Linked DNA regions of Homo sapiens: region 1 is linked to region 2. Evidence: chromatin loops called from intact Hi-C (ENCODE). Cell type or tissue: endothelial cell of umbilical vein. All regions are shown on one strand.

Region 1 (8,000 bases), 450 kb after region 2:
GGCTAGCCCTGCAAAGATGTCTCTTGTAGGGGAGATCTGCATCTGCGGAGGAAATACAGTGAAGTAAACAACAGATGTGAACAGGCTCTGTCTAAGCCCATCTTGTCCAGATCTAAAAAAAAATTAACTGAGAGTTTGACACCTTTAAAGTTCTGACAGAGAAACATTCCTACCGGCTACCATCTATTCTTTCTGAGGTGAAGTTTCATCTGCAAAACAAGATTGTCTTTGCTCCATGCATTTCCTCCCCTTCTCTCCTTCTCATAACCTGCATTGCCACCATAACGTGTTCCATGCGCCAAACTATTCTTTCTGTAAGCTCACGATGCTATAAAAGCATCAGCCATCTGGACATTTCTTTGAGTTTTCATATTTTGTACGACTCCTGTGCACACAGTGCACCTAACACATTTGTATTCCTTTTTTCCAGTTAATCTGTCTACTCTCAGTTTGTTTTATAGTCTCAATTTTCCAAAACTTCAGGGGAAAAATTTCACTTCCCTGCCTCATCTAGACTCTATTTCTTGTTCCATATAAGGGAATGCGGCTCTACACTCCCCATGGTGCCAGTGCAGAATCCGGAATCCCACCCTGGCCTCCAGCTCACTGCCTCCTCTGGCCTCTTCATTGTTATGTCCAACTCTTCAACACCAATGACATCTGGACTCTGCCCTGCGGCATAATGAAATCATCTGTGCTTTATCCGTGAGATGTTTCTAAATCTGAAACTCAGTAAATGGCGTTTACATTGTGACTATGCTGATATTGTTCATTGCATTGCAAAGTCCCATGCAATGTAAATAATTGATTTTTGCTATTATTTTTATTACACAGTGCTATGGACTGAGTTGTGTACTCTCCAAATTGGTAAGTAGATGCCCTAGCGCCAGTGGGATGGTAGCTGGACATAAGGCCTTTGGAAGGTGATTAGGTTTAGATATGATTATAAGGATGTGGCCATCATGTGCCCTGAGATCAGTGCCCTGAGAAAAGACACCAGAGAGCTTAGTTGGTCTCTCTCTCTCTCTCTCTCTCTCTCTCTCTCTCAATGACACAATGAGAAGGCAGCCATTTGCAAGCCAGGAAGAGAGCTCTCACCGGAACCTGACCATGGTGACTCCCTGCTCCTGAATTTCTAGCCTCCAGAACTGTGAGAAAAGAAACTTCTATTGTTGAAACCACTCCGGCCATGGTATTTTGTTATGACAGTCCAAGCTGACTAAGAAACACAGGTAATCCATTTTTATTATAGAAAGAAAGAAAATCTAGAATACACATCACCTATGTATCTCGGAGACATACTCCATACTCTCAGTATTTTTCTGGGTTATGGATAATCACAGACATTTTAAAATGGAATCATACAATTTATAAACATTTTTTCCAATATACTGTGAACACTTTTCCATATCAATAAATACAATTCTAGATCCCATTTTTCATAGCTTCAGAGCATTTCACTGTACAGACTTCCTAATTCATTGACCTGATCCCTTTTGTTTGGATATCTAGGCTGTCTGTGCCTCCTTCACCTTTGTAACCAATCCTGTGATGAACATCTCATGCGTACATCTTTGAACAATGTAATATTATCTCTAGGATAAAAGAAAGGAACTCTGATTATTAGCACTGCTACACACACAGCGAGTGGCCCATCACTGATGATGAACAAGCAGAGACCACATGGCAAGGTTGGGACACAGGCATTCTCTGGACTGACTACACTCTCTCAAAAATGCTTTTCATCCCTAGACCTTCACCCAGTGATCTTGAACCAGTTGATTCAACATTTTGGTTTTCTGTTAAAACAAAATTAAAATAAGTTTATGTATCAGGTAAATCTTTCTATAGTAAGTGACCTACACCTAAATGAGACCTATTAGCAGAAAAGGACATTGTTGGCGCATATAATTGAAAAGCCAGAGTCTAGAGCTGGGCTAAATTATACACTACTGGATCTAGACATGCTCACGGTGGTGTTAGGGGGAGTTTGTCTCCACCATCAAATTGCTGTTCTCTCTACTGATTTCTGTTCAAATTCTCCTTTCCTGGCACTATCTTTTATCTAGGCTCATTTCCTTACACTTCTAAATCCACTCCGAAGAAATTAGTCCCCAGTCCTTCCTGCAGAAGTCTCAGAATTGAAGCTCATTGGCTTGGCTTAGGTCACATGCCCATCTCTGGACCAGTCACTGCAGCCATAAAAATGGAAGGCTCTAATTGGCCAAGCTTGAGTCCCACGCCCTGCCCTGAACCTTGGAGAGGGAGTCAGCGCCACATGGGTTGAGAAGGGGTGAGGAGGTTTTCAAAGGAAAATTGAGGGGATTTTACCAGAATAAGGGGTTGGGTGCTGGGCAGCTAGCAAGAACAGATTTCACTACACTTGACAAGTAAATGGATTAATCATGAAAAACAGGAAGACTTTTCTAGCTATGGCAATGTGTCCGGAATTGGTGGGTTCTTGGTCTCACTGACTTCAAGAATGAAGCCGCGGACCCTCACGGTGAGCGTTACAGCTCTTAAGGTGGTGCGTCTGGAGTTTGTTCCTTCTGATGTTCGGATGTGTTTGGGGTTTCTTCCTTCTGGTGGGATCGTAGTCTCGCTGGCTCAGGAGTGAAGCTTTAGACCTTCGCGGTGAGTGTTACAGCTCTTAAGGTGGCGCATCTGGAGTTGTTTGTTCCTCCCCATGGGCTCGTGGGCTCGCTGGCTTCAGGAGTGAAGCTGCAGACCTTCGCGGTGAGTGTTACAGCTTATAAAAGCAGTGTGGACCCAAAGAGTGTGCAGTAGCAAGATTTATTGCAAAGAGTGAAAGAACAAAGCTTCCACACGGTGGAAAGGAACCCCAGCGGGTTGCCACTGCTGGCTGGGGCAGCCTGCTTTTATTCTCTTATCTGGCCCCACCCACATCCTGCTGATTGGTAGAGCGAGTGGTCTGTTTTGACAGGGTGCTGATTGGTGCGTTTACAATCCCTGAGCAAGACATAAAGGTTCTCCAAGGCCCCACCAGAGTAGCCAGATACAGAGTGTCCATTGGTGCATTCACAAACCCTGAGCTAGACACAGGGTGCTCATTGGTGTATTTACAAGCCCTGAGCTAGACATAAAGGTTCTCCAAGGTCCCACCAGAGTAGCTAGATACAGAGTGTCCATTGGTGCATTCACAAACCCTGAGCTAGACACAGGGTGCTGATTGGTGTATTTACAAACCTTGAGCTAGATACAGAGTGCTGATTGGTGTATTTACAAACCCTAAGCTAGTCATAAAGGTTCTCCACTTCCCCACCAGACTTAGGAGCCCAGCTGGCTTCACCCAGTGGATCCTGCCCCGGGGCTGCAGGTGGAGCTGCTTGCCAGCCCTGTGCCATGTGCTCGCACTCCTCAGCCCTTGGGTGGTCAATGGGACTGGGTGCCATGGAGCAGGGGGCGGCGCTCGGCAGGGAGGCTTGGGCTGCACAGGAACCCATGGAGGCAGGGGAAGGCTCAGGCATGGCGGGCTGCAGTCCCCAGGCCTGCCCCGCGGGAAGGCAGCTAAGGCGAGAAATCGAGCGCAGCGCTGGTGGGCTGGCACTGCTGGGGGACCCAGTACACCCTCCGCAGCCACTGGCCCGGGTGCTAAGTCCCTCATTGCCCAGGGCCAGCAGGGCCGGCCGGCTGCTCCGAGTGCGGGGCCCGCCAAGCCCACGCCCACCCGGAACTCCAGCTGGCTCTTGCTCGCAGCCCCGGTTCCCACTCGCACCTCTCCCTCCACACCTCCCTGCAAGCTGAGGGAGCCGGCTCCGGCCTTGGCCAGCCCAGAAAGGGGCTCCCACAGTGCAGCGGTGGGCTGAAGGGCTCCACAAGTGCCGCCAAAGTGGGAGCGCAGGCAGAGGAGGCGCAGAGAGCAGCGAGGGCTGTGAGGACTGCCAGCACGCTGTCATCTCTCAGCAACACTCTTGCATTGTGTAGACAGTGCAGTTTCCTGTGCATGAAGCTGGGGAAGGCAGCCGTGTCTGAACCAGTCCGTCCATTTCCAACGACTTCAGGTTAGTTTTAAGTTGATATTTGTTGAAATTAGTTCAGCATGTGTGTCTGGCTTCCTGTCTCAGTCGCAGGCCTAGACGGAACGTTCAGTGTGAGGAAGCATGTGTGAGCCAGCGAGGAGACAGAACACACAGCAAACCCGTGCCAAGTCAGCAATGCATTTTCTTTAGCACTTTGTACAGTTGTTCTGAAGTAAAAGAACTGTTTCTAAAAATAAAACAAAATATTATAAAAGCTTCACAATCAAACAATTTGAAACAAACCATGGATTTAAATGTGCAAATAAATTTTAAAAAGAAAGATCCATCTGTGTGTCTGTTTGTGTGTGTTAGCTCACTTCCTCTAACTTCCCCTTCTCACCCTCACCCCCCACTTCCCTTCCTGCCCCCTCCCCCTCACCATCTTGCCTAATAGTTCTGTGAGCAGAGGGCTGAAATCATGACGTTCAACTTATTAAAAGGCTTTTACTGAGTTCAAACTTATTAAATTTGTCTTTAAAAGCTTCTAACTTGATTGAGTGAGTGAGTGAGTTTAAAAATGAATTTTTTAAATTCATAGAGTTAGAGTCCTGCCTGCCCTTCATAAGAGTCGACAAAGGCAGAGGAATCTGCAAAGCCTGAGGTCAGGGCCTCCAGCTCTGTGGTCATACAATCTGAATTCAAATCCTCTCCACTGCCCCTTTCCAGCTATTCAACCCCTGCATGCTACTTAACCACTCCAGGCCTCAGCAGCCGTAAGGAATAACTTACGCAGAAATCTGTCGCAGGTGTGGTTGGTATCCCACCCACACCCACTTGGCCCTTTGCATTTCTGTCCACATGGGTCCAGCTTCCAGCTGAAGGCATCTGTGCCTTGCCTGGAGTTTCTTCTGGCCCCCATGTAGCAGGCCAAGAGTGCCAGGGAATTAACACCCCCTGCCAGGGGCAACCTCACTGAGTGATGATGGGAGTGGGTGGATCAATACCCCAGTTCCCTTGTCCTATGGGTAGATCACCCTGAGGCACGTGCTCTCCCAGCATTGTCCAGCAGGATTGAGCTCCAGCTGCCCGCAGAAGTCATCAGCAGATGGCACATCCTTGACTGCTCTCCATCCTTCCTGGGCTCACCTCCACACCCACCTCCCAGAATTTCCTGAGACCACCTCTCAGATAACCAACTTGCACTCAAAGCTCTCCTTTGGAGTGTGCTTCTGGGAGTGCTCAGCCTCAGACAAACTAGAAAGCAGTGGTCAGTAAAGTGAGAAAGTCAGAGAACCTTGGAGGAGAAGGGCTCAGGGAGGAGAAAGCACAGAGAGGCTATGTGTGTGTCTGGGGCTGCGTATATGAGATCAGTGTGCACATATAGTCACCTTGTTCTATTTTTAAAAATCTTAATGATTTTTTAACCCAATATATCAAATATCGTTTCAACATGTAGTCAATATTTTAAAAATCATAATGAGGAAAAAATCTTAAATATTAGACTCTCTTCTTCTAGCTAGTCAGCTTTCTGTGCCCCTGAGTACTTGGCACAATGTCCTGTTCCCTTGGGCACATTCAGTCAAAGAAACCTTAGGAAGCAATGACATTGCAACTTACTTTTTCTGACAGGCCTCAAAAGCCATGCTAGATAGCAGAGTTGTCTGACGTAGAAAGCATTTCTTCTTATCTTTGCAGAATTATAACAACAGATTTGTTCCTGGCAATATTAGAATTGCTAAGAGCTTGGATTCTAGGGTCTCATAGCAATCCCATCTTTAATGCTCACTAGCTCTATGATCTTGGCCAGTCAACTTGGTAATTTCTCCATGTCTCAGTTTCCTTGTCTGTGAAATGCAGATTTAATCTTAATTACCTACCGTATAGCATTGCTATAAGAAGTCAATGAAATAGTGTAAGGCACTGGAAATTGAGTACACAATAAGCTCCAAATAAATGTAAGTTGCTGTTGGGTTACCAAGTCTTTGGGTCAAATTTCAAAGGAGGATACCCATTTTAAATGAAAAGAAGTTACACATTAACATGTAAACGCATCTCCCCTTGCCCTGTCTTCTGTCCCGCACTCAGCAACACCCAATGCCACCATCAATTCACACCCTGTCCACTATTCTGGGAGGCCAGGGCCCTGTCCCTTGGATGTGTGTCCCTCCATTTCCCGATCTTACCTTTCAGGTGTGAAAGTCTTAGAACATCAGGCTGACAGACGTTTCAAGAGCCTCTGAAAATGTTTGTGCCCAAAAATATGGAAGAAAAAAAAACCCACTGCAAAATTAAAATCAATAAATGTTTAATTAAACATCTAGAAAACTAACATCATGGCGAGTTCATTAATTGTTCCATTTAGTTCTCATAAAAATTTCATGACACTGCATTATTTTTGAAAAGAATTTATAGGTGGTGAAATTTTCCTCATTTTGCAAGAATTCCCAAGAATAATGCTTGATAAATTGTGGCCAATTGTAATTCAGTGAATTTTTTGTAGGCAAATAATTTTGGAAGCAAAATGATTTTTAAAATCTTTTGATTATAATAAAAGTTAAATATGAAGTGGCCTCCTTCCCTCTCCCCTTGCCCACTTCCTGTCACCTGTTCTCCCAGCAACCAGGGCCACCTTTCCAAATCTTCCACTTGCCTTCGATGAAAATCTTCCCCTGGCCCTTCCCTTACCTCCTGGGTAAAAATCTCAGTTTTCTACCAGGACTGTCCATGCCCTGTCCATGCCCACTTCCCTGACCTCTTACGCACTTGAGAGCAGGTGCTGTTGCCCCCCGCTCAGGTCGCCTTTACCAGTCAGTGCTGGGGCCCTAGGACTTGGTCTGAGTCACCCCATTCATCCCAGGACCAGGCAGTGTGGCCTCTTCTGCAGCCAGAGTGGGAAATGGAGGCAGGAATCAGCAAATGGAACTGCTATTGTTAGAATGTCCCTTGCAAAACTCATGTGGAAATTTAATTGCCATTGTGATGGTATTAAAAAGGTAAGACCTTTAAGAAGTGATTAGGTCAGGAGGGCTCTGCCCTCATGAATGGACAAATGCTATTTTTTGCCATTGTAGTTTGGTTATCTTGGGAGTTCAGCTCCTTTCCTCTCTGTCTCATATGCTTGTATGCCCTTCTGCCTTCCACCATGAGATAATACATCATGAAGTCCCTTGCCAGAGGCTGGTGTCATGCTCTTGGACTTCCCAGCCTCCAGAAGCATGAGCCAAATAAAATCCTATTGTTTATAAATTACCTAGGCTGTGATGTTCTGTTATAGCAGCAGAAAACAGACGAAGACAGAGACGTTTCTCCCATGCCCTGCAGGGCCCAGCATGTGGCCCGATAAAAGGAAGGCATGAGAAAGTATTTGGCAAATGATCAGGTGAGTGAATAGGATTGCTTTATTACCAGAGAGAGGGACAGCTGAGCATCACATGGTGATAACATGACTAGCTCCTGTTTATTGAGCACATACTATGTGCCCAGTGCTCTACTAGGACCTACAGGTACACAATCCCATTTAACCTGTGCAACAATCCCACAAGGTAAGTACTTCTATGACCCCCTTTACAAAGACATAAACTGAGCCTCAGACAGAGCAGTAACTTGCTCAAGGCACAGAGTTAAAAAGCTGGGTGCCAAGACCAGAACCCCAGGTCTCTTCAACTCCAATGGATACAGATAAACAATGGAGGCCCCATCAACAGCTCTGCCTGGAAGAGCAGAGAACAGGGCCAGGGCAGACTCCTCTAGGGACTGCAATGAAAACCTGCTTTCCTGGACACACCAGTTTTACTCAGTCTTCATTCCACCCCAGGAGGATGACTTTGTGACCTTGGGCAATCTCCATTCCCCTCTTCAGCCACCCCTGGTTCTCTGACCCTTGTCCCTGACCAAAGACATGTTATTATTCACATTCAGTACCTTTCCACCTCCTCCCCCTGCATGAATTCACAGAGGAAATCTGAAAATAAAATCCAGGCTGCCTGGTAGAAGGGAGACTTGGGTTTTGTCAACACAATG
Region 2 (8,000 bases):
TACTTAAAATTTTAAGCGACCAGGTGTGGTGGCTCATGCCTATAATCCCAGCAATTTGGGAGGCTGAGGCAAGTGGATCACCAGAGGTCAGGAGTTCGAGACCAGCCTGGCCAACATGGTAAAACCCAGTCTCTACTAAAAATACAAAAACTAGCCAGGTGTGGTGGCGGGCACCTGTAATCCCAGATACTTGGGAGGCTGAGGCAGGAGAATCGCTTGAACCCGGGAGGCAGAGATTGCAGAGAGCTGAGATCATGCCACTGCACTCCAGCCTGGGCTACAGAGCGAGACTCCTCAAAAAAAATTTTTTTTAAGCAACATATATTTGTCGAAAACCTCTGGGAAAAAAAGCATAAAAGGAAAATAAAAGCCACCTGTAACTGCCTAATTAGAGGAAAATGCTATGAATGTGGTGGTATATTTCTTTCAAGTCTTTGGTGTGTGTGTGTGTGTGGTTGGGAAGTGTGTTTACAAAAATAGAGGTCTTCCGTAGTTTTAGAGTCCACCTTTTTCATGTGACATTGTATCATAGGTATTCTCTAGCATTAGTCAGAGTTTTCTAAAAACCTGATTGTTAATGGCTGTGTAGTTTTCTTCTCTATAGTACTATCATTTTCTCATTTACATGGCTTCTTTTTGCCCCCAACAAAGATTTCTAGTTGCTTTCCAAGTTCCATCTCCATCCTTCTGCTTTAGTAGTAGAACATTGATCTTATTGGGATGGCAATGTGCCTATCTAAAAGATGTCATTTCCCAGCCTCTTTTGCAGCTGGGGTGGCCAATGAAGCGAAGGTAGCAGTTGTTTTCTCTTCAGGGAAAGCATTTGAGAGGGTCTCTTTATCCCCTTTTCTTGCATGGAATGCGGATGATGTGGCTGGAGCAACAGCAGCCATCTTGGACCATGAGAAGACCTTGAGGAGGGAATCTGTGTGCTGAGGACAGGGCGACAGCAGGACAGAAGGCACTTGGGTTCCAGAGAACACCATGCGTCTCCACACCAGCTCCGAACCCTCCAGATTGACGTATAAGAGAAAGAAACTCCCACATTGCTTGCCTTCCATCTCTTACTAGTGGCTGAATGTAGTTCCTACAACAGCTTGATTTACTCAATCAGACAACAAATGTCCACTGAAGGACTACTATGTCTCAGTTCCACTGACATGGGGACATATCAGTGAACAAAACATAGAAAAACTCCTGTCCTCAGGGAGCTGATTTTGTAGTGGAGAGAGACAGATCATACAAAAAACAAATGAGTAAGATATTTAGTATGTTCGAGCATAAAAACCAAGGAGAAAAAAAAAGTAGGGCAAGGGAATGTGTTATGTCATGGTGGGGCTGGGGTGATGTTGAAATGTGGGGTAAGGTGGCCAGAGGAAACCCCACTCTTCTCTATGAATTCAAAATGGCATCTTTGATATCACTCTAGCACTATTCACGGTTTTAATGTTTAGAAATGCATCGCAAATTGGGTTTGTAGAAGAATCAGTGACTATGGTGTTTCTCATGAAGGTGATCTCTGACATCACATCTTGTCAGTTGAATGTCTTTCCATTGCTGGTGAAAGAAATTCAGCTCAAATAGGCTGAAAGAAACAAGGGAACATGTTGACTCACAAAATTTAAGTATCCAGCACCCCTGGATTCAGGCATAACTAAGTCCAGGTGCTCAGAAATGTCGCCAGGAATTCCCTTGTTCTGCTTCCTCAAGCTGGTTCTCAGCCAGCTCACCCCACCCAGCTGTGGGAGGGAGGCTGGCCCCCACACTGTACAGACTGAAATTCCACCAGCAAGAGGCAGGACTCTTCCCCAGCTGTAGGGGAGGAAAGGGAGTCACTGCTCCCCCTCACCGCACTCTGCAAGGTTTACGTCCAACTGGATCATTCCCAAGGGAATGACTTTCCCTCGGACCCCTTGGAAGTTCCAAGGGAAGGAGGGACCTTCTTCCTTTCTCTGCTGTTTTCCCCTTCACCTGCTGTTTGGAGTCATGCAGGTTTGTAATTACAGCAAATGTTTAGGGCTCACTGTCATTGGACTGCTTTGGGTCAGGTGCCTATTTTTGAAACAATCACTGAGTCCACTGGAGTCAGAACAAGCTGATGGTGGAGGCTGCTGCTGGCAGATGCCTTCTGAAGGTGGAAGAATGGCTCAACCAACCACAAAGGCCTGGAGCTGGGGAGGATCCTTATCTGGGGGAAACCCCAGGAGCTCTTACCAGGAGAAGGGACGAAGGACACTGAGCAGGCAGGAACAGTAAACAACCACACATCCAGCATCCTCCTCCTTTGACCTTGCTGCTCAGCCCTGCAGCACACCAGCCCTTGGGAAAAGTCAAATCCATTTCTTAAGCTTTGCTTTTTGCCCTGTGATTGTTTTCTCCCATTTTACAAATGAACAACCAAATGCATAAAGACCATAAATTATAAACGAGCAGTTCAAATGAGGCGAGTGATGACAATGAGTGAAATCTAATTAAGCAGTTTGAGATCTGAGTGATATTGTTATTAAAGTGCCGCATTAACGGAGCATCGGACCAGCTTTCTCAGCTGCGCTGTGAGTCCGTCGGAAGCGAGCGCCACGCTGATTGACATCGAGATGGATTCCTTTCTGCAGGAGGAGATAAAGTGCAGTTCCATTGAAGGGATGGAATTAATGAGGAGGGTTTGCCCTTGGAAACCAAGGTTCTGGCCCTGGCTGGTCTGTGCTCCTTCCATAGCTGTCAGGAACGATCAGGGCTGGAGCATTTGGGAATACCCCCCTCTTTTTTTTTTTTTTTTTTTTTTTTTGTGAGATGGAGTCTCGCTCCGTTGCCCAGGCTGGAGTGCAGTGGCGCGATCTCGGCTCACTGCAAGCTCCGCCTCCCGGAGAGAGCATGATCATCTGCTTTTTATGATCTCCTGGGACTTCCTGAGCTGAGCCCTAACATTCACTTTTTCCTAAATTCAAGCCCCTCCTACCAAGGGCATCCCAGGCGCCAGACGCTTGTGCTAATAGCTGCTGGCAATTCACAGAGGGAACGATGGGCACATTTTCTGTTCTTCTGGAGCTCACAGTTTGGGTCTATTCTGGTGGTAACTGTCTTTTGGGGTAAAATAGGAAGTGTTTGAGCCATTTATTTGTCGAGCATTACGCCTCTGGAGGATAATTCTTGTTTAAGGGGGCCCTGGGCACCCCCGGGCTGGGGTTCTCCAGCAGTGGGGAGTGGACAGTGTCTTGAATGGAAGCTCCTATCTGGAAGGGAAGGTCCCTTTGGGGGCCACTCCTTGTTTGTCCACTTTCACTTCTTTAGGTTTGGGCAAAGTCGGTTTTTACACTTCAGCTGGGGATGAATGAGTTCCCTCTAAAGCGACGGGGAGGAAGTAAGAATGCCACCAACGGAAGTCCTTGCCGAGTACTGGATGCTCAGGGCTCAAAGAAGCCTCAGGCTCGAGGTTCACAGTGCTACGATCAGGCAAGGGTGTTGCCACCTCCTCCCAACAATGGGGAGACCAAGGCATGGAGGGACTGAGCTGAGTTCTCAAGGCCACACAGGCAGGAAGTGCTGGCTATGTCAGCCCCAGTTCTGAGTCCAGAGCCTGGAGCGTGGTCAGCCTTGGTCTGGCTCTCCACCAGGCTACTCCAAAAAGGATGAGAGAACTGAGTCACACAGGCGGGGCTTACCCCCAAGGTCAGAGTTTGGCATAGTTTCCCAAGCTGTTTCTCTGCAGGGGTGCCGTGACTGCTCCCCACCACTCCCCCTGCCATCAAGTTCTGTGAGACCCAATTGGACCTAAACCTTGCAGAGTACGGGAAGGGGAAGCAGTGACCCCCTTTCCTCCCCTGCAGGAGAAAATGCATGGGATTGGGAATTTCTGGCAAGACTGGGAAATGTCTCCGGATTTCTCCCCGCTGTACTCCGCTTGGTCACTGCAGCTCCACTGAGCTGTCCCTTCCCTCCTCCCTCTCTTTCTGCTTGGTGGGTCTCCTTCCTTTCCAGGGAGGCAAAGACATTTCCTCCCTTTCATTTGTCCTTTGTCTCCATGTCTGAGTCATGAGGAAGGGGCTGAAGAGCTTTGTCTGGTAATTTACACAATTAGGGATTTCTTGGCCAGTTCACCCTGTCTTCCCTTTCCTGCCTGTTCTCTTAACTTCATTCCAGGTGGGAGATGATCCCTGGAAGCTGGTCGGCTCTCAAAACCTGTGATGTAATAGAAAGAAAGAAACAGAACTGTCAATCCTGCCACTTGTGGGCTCTGTGACCTTGGGCAAGTCACTTAACCTCTCTGAACTTCCATCTCCCAGTCTGTACGATGGAGATTCAAGCATGCATCTCAGAGGGTGCTCGTAGGTATGAAATGAGTCAATGGAGGATGACAGCTTATAGTATGTGCCCAACTAATGTTAGTTTTTCTCTCTTTTGGGGAGATAGATGATAGATTCTTCAGATTTGCTCACCTATGGATTAGTCTGGAAGTGCTTTTGGTGATACTGGTTGGAGTCATGCAGGTCCACCAGACGCACTGCTGCTCTCCCTCTCCCCCACCTGCCTGTCCTCTTCTTGCTGTTGAGAGTGTCCATGCTCATTTATCTTTTAGGCTGTTTGCACTGTGGCTCTGTCCTTTGCTAGAGAAGAAACAGGCTTCCCTATTTGAGTAAATCCAAGTTAAAGCCTGTGCACGTGGAGGTTGTCTCTCGACCTTTTAGGGTATATTTATTCACCACCGCCCTTGGAGCATGTGGTCCCTTCAGGAAGACCAGCTGGCCAGGGATGAAGGCACAGAGAGGCCTCTCCCGAGCTGTCCTGCCAAGCATGTCTTACGTCACTAGAGAGCTTGCCTGCAACGCAGGACCTCAGGCCCCACATGCCTCCTGCGACAAAGCCTGCACCTGGGCGGGGGCCTGGGGTGCTCCTGGGCACAGTAGATGTGGGCAGCACAGTGCGGACCCAGGCCCTCACCCCTGCCTGCAGCCAACCTCCCTGCTGGGTGCTGGGCTGCTCAGGCTGTCCTGGATGAGGCCTCTCATCGCGGGGGTGAGAAGTGAGAAGGAACACGGGGAGTTGCAGGGGGCAGTCAGAGATACGGATGGCCCTGCTGTGTACAGGGTCTCCCTGAATTTGACTCTTGACCCCACATGGTGGGCCCTCAGTGTACCTGCAGTGCGGCCTGATTCCAGCCCAAGAAGCATCATTGGAAGCTCACGTGTTGGTATTTCAAGAAGAGGACTTTGAGAGGAAGGGAAAGCAAAGAGGTGACATGGAGCCAGGGCCCTGAGAGCCCCCAGAGGGTCAGCTGGCTCTGGAGGGCCAAGCTAGCCGAGGGGTGGCTGGGGAGACTGAGGCAGCTCAGGGCACAGCCACAGAGCCTGGGCCTCCTGCTCAAAAACCACCACATGCTCCCATTCCTGGCCCTCACTTAGCTCTGGTGGAGAGGCTCTGGGGGTGGGGAGTGCCCTGGAGAAAATTCCAGAGAGCCTGTATGAATCTCCTGGGGGCTGCTGTGACAAATTACTGCAAACTGGCTGGTTTAGAACAGCAGGAATATATTATCTCAGAGTTCTGGAGGCCAGAGGTTCAAAATCAAGGTATACACAGAGCCGTGCCCCCTCCAGAAGAGCTAGGGAAGGGTCTTTCCTTGTCTCTTCCAGCATCTGGTGGTTCCAGGTGGCCCTTGGCTTGTGGCTGCAACACTGCTGTCTCTACGTGGCCTTCTGGCTTCTCTCCTTTTTTTTTTTTTTTTTTTTCAATAAGGACATCAGTCATTGGATTTAGGATCTACCCTAATCCTGTATGACCTCATTTTAACTAATGACATCTGAAAAGACCCGATTTCCAGACGACATCACATTCTGAGGTTCCAGTAGACACGAATTTTGGGGGACACCATTTGCTACACTACAGTGTCCAATGGGGCTTTTTAGAAATATTGGCCTGTCATGCCTCTCTTCTTCCCTCCCTACCTCCCTTTTCCCCCCTTCTGTGCTGTTTTCCCCTTCATCTGCTATTGAGTTTAAAGTTAACCAGGGTCTTCAGTAGGTTTGAACTCTCCCTCCTCCCACCCAAGACAGCTGAGTTTGAATTTTGGCTGCAAGATTATATTTAATGATCATGGACCAGGAAGGGAGACCTAGAGGGCAAGCCTCATTAAATATTTATATGAAGTAATAATCTGGTTTGCAAAACTGCCTGGGTGCTTGCAGAGCTGGGGCCACTCTTTATCCAAGGCTGTTGATACAAGGGACACGGTTAATTATCTCTTGCCAAACATAATAAACCTGTGCGAAGTCATTCTCTGAGCATTGCCTGGGTCAGGGTCTCAGAGTCTGCATGGCAGTCACCATTGTCTTGACTTGGGAAAGAATCTGACCCCCGCAGGTAAGGGGAAGAGCCAGGGTCTACGCTCATCTTCCGAAGGTGTTTTTCACCTCTCCAAGTCCCGGTCACTTCATCTCTTAGATGGGAGTTAATTTAGTCAACAAATATTGATTGCCATGTTCCTATGTGTTGGACACTGGGGTTTAGTGGTGAGCTAGATGGACATGGTCCCTGTTCTCACAATGCTCTCTTTTAAATAAGAGAGGTGAACAAGAAGTGAATAAATGAATCTACGCACAGTGCGATGGCTGTCAGGCAGAGAAAGGTGCTATAAAGAAAGGTAAGACCAGGTAAGGGGGTGGAGAGTTGTGAGTCTGGTGGTGGTGGTGGTGGTGGTGGTGTTTTGCCTGAGCAGTCAGGGAGGACTGCTTAGAGGAGGTGGCATTTGAGCAGGGTTGGAAGAAAGTGAGGGAGAGAGGAGCTGGGAGACTGTTTTGGAGAAGAGCCATCCAGGCAAAGGCACCTCAAGGGCAAGGGTCCTGAGAAGGGTTTTTGTTGGGGGAGCAAGAGGGAGGAAAAGGGAGCAATGAGATTCTTGGGGCTGGGCCAGGTCATGCAGGCTTGCAGGCTCAGAAGGGAAGGGTTCTTGGGCTGTGTGGCAACAGGCTCAGATTCCCATGTTAAAAGCATCATTCTGGCTGTGAACTGGAGAAGGGACAGTGGAGTGCAGGGGGAGAGGCTGGAGTAATGATGGCCCAAGCCAGGCTGGTGGCAGTGGAAGTGTGGAGAAAACAGCGCAGGAAATGCACAGGGCACCAGGCAGGGTGCTGATTCCTCAGGGGGTGCAGGAAGCTTTTGTTCCATGGTGGGCACGTTCCCAACGCTGTTTCCCTTGGAAGTTGTCCCTTTTCCACCCCCGAGCACCTCCAGGACATAGAAGACCTGATTAAATAGGCTTCAGCGCATGACATCTCCAGTTTCCCAATCTCTAGCTGCTCTCTGGAAACCCTATCTGAATGGAGAACATGCAGAAGGATGAAGCAGTTCATTCATGCATGCATTCATTCATTCATTCATTCATTCATTCATTCATTCATTCATTCATTCAGTGTTTGGTGAGCTCCGCTGTGCAGTGCTGGGCTCGCAGTGGTGCACAGAAGCACACAGCTCTGCTTGTGATGCTCACGGTCCAGCTCAGCCTGCACGCTTCCGTTTCCATCCCCTCTTGGAGTGGACAGGCCCCGGTGAAAGGGCTGGTCCCCCACTCCATCCTGGGCACAGCAGGACCTGCGTGTTGGGAAACATTCCACTCAGCCCTTCACAGTCAATTACATATTTATATCTTGTTTAAACTTATGTAATATTTATGCTCCTGCCTTTTTTTTCAAAAGGAGTTTGAGGCTTTACAATAAAAGGCAAAAGAAAGGACAAAACCCTTAAAACCAAGCAGACAGGTCAGGAGATCAGGAGACAGATGCATCACATTGATCCACGAATCTGATCGCCATTGGCCCCTCCCCAGCGGAGAGGATGGTGGCATGAGAGACAAAAAGACTGGGCCATGGGAGGGGGTGTGGGTTGTCTGTGACCCCATTCCCAAATCCGTTCTCCCTGCCAGGGGACTCTGGCTGTCAGAGAGAACGTCGATCTGTCCTTCTTTGGACTCCTTAATGGGAGAGTCAGGGATCTTTGCTTAAAAGCATGTCTGA

The links. Peaks named below come from ENCODE experiments on the same cell type or tissue, not always from the same donor. Only the 100,000 strongest peaks of a DNase experiment are listed, where the experiment ranks them.
Region 1: a loop joins it to region 2, with 5 times the contacts of the local background. A loop is called at or near these places in 8 of 110 quality-filtered maps.

The regions. Positions count from the first base shown.
Region 1 is chr20:57,624,543-57,632,542 of GRCh38, reverse strand. No RefSeq gene overlaps it. Among named protein-coding and RNA genes, the nearest start is that of ZBP1, 8.1 kb to the right of the region's middle. In endothelial cell of umbilical vein, no CTCF peak of the experiment used is centred here; DNase peaks (open chromatin) are centred at 4,112 and 4,382; H3K27ac peaks cover 1,320 bases; H3K27me3 peaks cover 140 bases.
Region 2 is chr20:58,070,352-58,078,351 of GRCh38, reverse strand. No RefSeq gene overlaps it. Among named protein-coding and RNA genes, the nearest start is that of LINC01742, 70 kb to the right of the region's middle. In endothelial cell of umbilical vein, no CTCF peak of the experiment used is centred here; DNase peaks (open chromatin) are centred at 3,601 and 3,981; H3K27ac peaks cover 1,596 bases.